Linked DNA regions of Mus musculus: region 2 is linked to region 1. The links are chromatin contacts, found by Hi-C or POLR2A ChIA-PET in ENCODE. All regions are on one chromosome and are shown on one strand. Each heading gives the region's core, a stretch centred on a gene start or an enhancer-like site at or near the end of the contact. The rest is flanking DNA. Distances are from core to core; before and after follow the strand shown. Region 1 overlaps Fam53b (family with sequence similarity 53, member B). Region 2 holds the start of Fam53b (family with sequence similarity 53, member B).

The links. A loop is a pair of places that touch in the nucleus more often than their neighbours do. ChIA-PET counts read pairs that join two places held with the same protein, here RNA polymerase II (POLR2A).
Region 2: a map of heart shows a loop between it and region 1 (2.4-fold over the local background). The contact joins the promoter of Fam53b here to the enhancer-like site in region 1. A Hi-C loop is called at or near these places in 7 of 37 maps with a recorded cell type or tissue (gastrocnemius and heart). POLR2A ChIA-PET finds 5 or more read pairs at or near these places in 4 of 5 experiments (Patski and embryonic stem cell).

The regions. Positions count from the first base shown.
Region 1 is chr7:132,779,475-132,782,174 of GRCm38, reverse strand. All of the region lies in intron 1 of Fam53b (family with sequence similarity 53, member B), which reads left to right. Among named protein-coding and RNA genes, the nearest start is that of Fam53b, 33 kb to the left of the region's middle. Within about 2 kb of position 1,364, at least 1 of the 3 ENCODE cell types and tissues checked has a DNase peak (open chromatin) inside an H3K27ac peak, as active enhancers do; it is heart, where a contact is called at or near this core.
Region 2 is chr7:132,812,413-132,815,146 of GRCm38, reverse strand. Fam53b (family with sequence similarity 53, member B) reads left to right here and starts at 1,299. Exons shown (of 5, transcript NM_001381858.1): 1 at 1,299-1,566.

The sequences.
Region 1 (2,700 bases), core at 115-2,614:
GTCGCTGGACAGGGACCAGCATTCCCTGATGGGGTTCTTTGAGCCTGTGTTACTTACTGGTCGAAAGAATCCTCGGCAACTTGAGATTGTGCCAAGCTCTGCTGGTCTGGATTAGCCTCTCCAGGTCTATATATACCCAGACTCGAAGAAGCTGCTGCGATTTAGCCTAATTCCATAAGTGTGTGCTGAGCTCAACTTGTTCAAGGGATTGTGCTGAGGCATGTAAAGGGCAGAGACTCTTCCAGCTGATCCCAGAAGCCAGCTCCAGCCACAGCTCCTGGGAGCCACCATGTTGCAGAATAAAGTCTGCATTCAGCGTGGCTCTCAGAGCTCAGGGTCTTTCCAGCTCTCTGTCCTGCAGCATGGCTGCCAGAGTGCATACCATTCCCCATATCGTGTTCTGACTGCTTCATTACAACCGTTTTTAAAGGCCACACAGCCTTCAGCCATACAACTCTACTGTAGTTTATTTAGCCAGTCCCCTGTGAGTGGGCAGCCAGGGTGTTCCTGCCCTGGGCTCCGTGCAGGGGAGGCTTTAATACCCCCCTCCCCCCCACACACACACTGCCCTTCCCCCTGCTCTCAGCTTGTATATAGTGCTGCCACTTTTCAGAGCTGTGAGGGCAGGAGTGAGGCCACATTCCTTTCTTCTCCAGACCTTTGGCCATTTACTGACCACTCGGGTACACAGGTGCTTATAGTACTCCACCCCAAGTGCTGCCTCTGCCAGCTCCCCTTTGTAGGGGCTAAAGTGGGGTTGGAGCTGGTAAGAGTACGGATGCCCATTTTTCAGCTTTGTGCAGAGCTGTGGCTGGAAGGGCTGTCATGTTTCCATGGCAACAGATCTCCATAGTCTTGCTTTTACTGGCCTCCCAGTTTCAGCAGAGGGATGGACCCTGATACAGCCAGGCCCCTGCTGGTGGAATTTAAGTCAGCTGCAAAGGATGACTGGATGTCCACCCCTGGAAAGAGGGTTGGGACTCCTCCATGAAACTGGCGGTAGTAGCTGCTGTCAGTGATTTCTCAGATGAACCGGACACAGAGGAAAACGCTTGACCTCTGCTTCCCTAGGATACAATAACCTTAAGGGCAGCTAGAGTTATTTCTTATTTATCAAGAGGGAAGGAAACTGGGCCCCACAGAGAAATCAATATATTTCAAGAGGGAAGATTCCAACCCAAATATGCTGGTCTTAGGCTCCGAGTTTATGACCACCAAGGCTAGCAGTCACCTCCGAGAAGGAAATGCTGAGTTTACTTCTCAGGCCTTGTGCCAATGGCTGCCTGCCCTAGAGCTGAATTGAGGTTCACACCCAGAAGGTGATGGCTGCCATCAGGCCTCCCCTGCTGAGGCAGCACAAAGGGCCCTTTTGAAGGGCGAATCCAGGGGCACCCCTCCTGGCCTGTTCCTGATCCAAGCCTGCAGGGGGCCAGTGGGCACTTCTGGCCCTGCTGTTGAGCCAGAACTAGGCGGAATGGTTTGACATTCTTTCCTTAAACACATCACACTTGGTTGGGACACACAGTTTGTAGACTGATGTGGTACTGAAGCATGAAGCAGGTCTCCTAGCGCCACGGGGGACTCTTGACCACCACCCCCCCCCCCCCCGCCTCCTTTCCTGAACAGTCAAGCTTTATAAATGCATTGACTACCCTCCTCCCCACCCCTGATTTTGCACTTTGGATGAACCTTGTTTTCGAAGAAGTTAGAAGGTTGGTTTCCTGTGCTCACCAGCCGGCCTGTAATAGCAGAGTCAGGAGCACCACTGTAAAGTCCAGTGGAAGTAAACAGGAGAACATGGCTGACAAGCTGGATGGGAAGTGAATGCCAGGTGCCATCTACTTTCACACAGCAGCTTCTAAAACATTAGTGCTGAACAGTCCGTTTTTAATCACAGATTAGAAGCCGCTTTTCTTTTTCTTTATTGCTATGATTACCGTTATTTTTTAGATTTTGATGGTGATCTTCCAGTCCTTCTGTCCATGTGACTTTCCTTTGAAGGTCAAATCGCAGGCTGATAGGGATGGGGTATTAAGATCAGGGAAGTCACCTTGTAAGGAGTGGCTTTTCAGACCTGTGCAGTGTCTTCCTTTGCTTGGTGGGACGTCATGAACAAGGAGGCTGCCTGATGATCTTTGGCAAGTGATAGTGCCGAGGAGGTCTGGGCAGTCGCTCATAGGTCACTTGGTGTGGCCCACTCTGGGGAAAGGGACAAAACCACAACTGTTAAGGATGGGACACGTGTCTTTAAATAGACCTTCCTGATTTGTTTGTAGCAGTTTTCCTAAGAAGGTAGATGAGGTAAGCCAGTGGCCAGCTCTGCATCCCCTGCCCCCTTTGATATTGGATGTGGGGATGAGGAATATTGATCCTTTGCCAGTCTAAACTTGTCCTAATGTGAGCTCGGTGTGCCTGCAAAAGCCAGCCCAGCCAGTGATAAGATGCTGGATTGCCAGGAACCACATATTGCTAGCACCTCAGAACCTGTGGTCTTGAAGATGTCTCGTGGGTCCAAATTTGTTGCTGTCTCTGGCAGAGCATTGGCTATATTAGATGTCTAAGGCTAGCTGGGGTGTGTGTGTGTTTGTGTGTGTGTGTTTGTGTGTGTGTGTGAGAGAGAGAGAGAGAGAGAGAGAGAGAGAGATCTAAGAAAGTGATTCTTGCCCTTGGTGACCTCCCAGAGTGCACCTCCTTTAGTAA
Region 2 (2,734 bases), core at 50-2,549, 33 kb before region 1:
AGAGCTTGGAGGCTAAGGTGGTAGTGCTGTGATCAGGTGGCTTTTGGGAAGTGACCGTAAGTGTATTATAGTAGCCTCTGCTTTGCCCATGTGCCTGCCTTCTTTTGACAGAACATGTGGTTCTTATTCCTTTAAAAAAAAAAAAAACATAGCCCTTAACATGTTTCTTAAAAGGAAGTAATGTATTATGGATATTAGCATCTTTGTAGTCTGTGTATTAGCACACTTGGCCTTCTTAGAGTGATTTGATTATGTTCGAATCATCTCTCTGAGGTGAACACACATCCTTCCTTCTGATGAGCATCTTCATCTTATGGCAGAGTCTCTGAAATGAGCTGTAGTTAGTGTGAAATATGTTAGCTTATGCCTTTCTGAAAAGAATAGGTCCAGTGTGGTCACAAACTGAAATATTTCAGCAATAGCCATGAAATCTAATAGTTTCCCAAGTGCACACAAACTCAAAAAGTTAATTGTTCATTTATGTTTGATACTAGGATTGCAACATTGGATTAAAACCAATTAAATGTTCCTCGAAGCAACAGAAAAAGTTTCCTGATTTATGAATAGAACCATTCAAACGGTGCAGACACAATCCATGTAAAGTAATGAGGTGTTTTGTTTTTTTGGCAAAGGGGAACGCAAAACAGGCATAGAGTCTTAAAAAAAACTCTTAAAAATCTTTTTGGATAAGGTTAATAACACACATCAGCAGGAAGGAGTGATGGGAAATCTAGGACTTCATTTCACAAGGAACGTTATCCCCTCCCCCCCCAGGTGAGCTGCACAATGAAAATACTCTGCTTATTCTATCAGGGTTACATTCCTGCACTTGAGTCAACATCCTAAGTTACAGAACTAAACATGCCCTGCCTCTGCTTAGCAACCGCAAATCCTTCCTTCCCCAGTTGCATGTATTTTGGATGTGGCATCTGAAGTACAAATTCCTCAAATTCGATTGCACCCAGAGTCAGGAACAGTGCTTTATTATCCTAAAGTGTGACCGCACCAGAGTCCGTGCCACCTCCCTTTGCGGTCTTGTTCGCCACAGATTCTTTTAAACTGCTAAGCCAAACCCGGAAGCTGGCCATCTGAAGCCCACGAGGCCTGAGTTTCAATCCTGACTTGTGCGGTGCTACTTCCCTGAGCCCCGGCATCCAGGCGTGAGAGGTGCGTGGTGCGGGTTCACTGGACACCCGGCCACACTGACGGAGGCGCGCCGTGGACCCCCCCCCCTCTCCCCGCCCACCGGCGGCTGCGCGCACTGCACCTCGTAGCGGCACGCCGGGCGCCCCGGCCGCGACGCCGCCCGCACAGCGCCACCGAGTTCACGCAGCCGCGGTCGAGCTGCCCGGCGGCAGCAGTGGGCATTGGCGGCCTGGCCGAGGTCGGTTAAAGGGACGAGTTGCAAACAGTTCAGGAAGTGACAAGTCGATTTCCTCCTCCCCGGGAGTCGCTCGGTACAAAGCGCTCGGCGCCGGCCGGAGAGCGTGCGCACGGCGGACGCGGGCGTGCAGCCCGGACGACTTGGCGAGCGCTTGCAGTGACGGCCCGCGTCCGGCGCGCACAGTAAGCGACCCGGCCGGGCAACCGCGCCAGGGGGCTGGTCCGGAGTGGGGTCGGTGCGAGCTCCCCGGCGGCGGCGGCGGCGGGGGAAGTTGGGCTCGCGTGCGCTGCGCTCGCTCTTTCCTTCCTTAATGCTGCTGGCTTTCTTTCTCCCTGTCTCCTTGTTATACGGCGGATCCGGTGGTTTCTACCGGCGCCGACTCTTGCTCGCCCTGGTGCAGGCGTGAGACTTGTCAGCGCGCTGGCGGGGGACGAGCAAACCTAGCGCTGCCGAAAAGTCTGCGCTCCGCCGACCCAGCGGACGGCCGCGGAGACGGCTGCGTCCCGAGCAGCCTCCTCCTTTGAGGCTCAACTTGAGCCCTGGCTTGTGGCAGCAGCGAAGGCGCTGAGCCCCGAAGTTCCGCATCGTTTGCAGACAACTCTTTTGTTCACGGAAGTTTACACCCGCCACCCCTGGGATGCGGGCGCGCAGGGACGACTCCAAGGCTACACGACTGACCCGCGCGGTGTCGATGGGGGTGAGAGGGCGCTCTGCCTAGGGAGGGGGAAGCAGGCGGCGTGGCCGAGGCCAGGGCTTGAGGAGTGGGGGGTCGCCTGTGCCGGCGTGGTTTTTGCACATGGCGAAGAGGGCCGTCCGTCACAGGATACTAGCCTAGTCACATTTTTTTTTTTTTCTTTCTGCCAATCCTTGGTTTGCTAGCCGGTGGGAGTCAGGTTGCCAGCTAGGGGTTTCACTTGGTGGAACCGGGACCAAAGAGACTTGGAAACCCAGAATCCGAAGAGGGTGATTTGAGTTGACCCAAGTGTTTTCTCGACCCCCCCTCCCGCCCCCACATACACAAGCTCCTCTTCTACCCTCAGACTAGGGGAACAGTGCTTGCGGGTGAGTGGGACAAGGGCCTGGAATTGCGTGGGCAGGCTTGTTCTGGACCCTCGCCTTTGGACGCCCCCTGATGCTCCTGACCGCCGGGTTCGTTAACACGTACTGTACTTAGTACCATGGCGAACAAAGAAAAGCTCTTTGCAGCATTTGGTGAATGGGATTCTGCCTCCTATAGGCCACACTCTTGAGTTTTCCATACGGTAAAATTGGGACTCTGGTGTTGGGAAAGTGGCCCCCGTCGTGGGTTGCATTCAGGTCCTGGCCCCATTTGTGCTGCCGCTGCCGCCT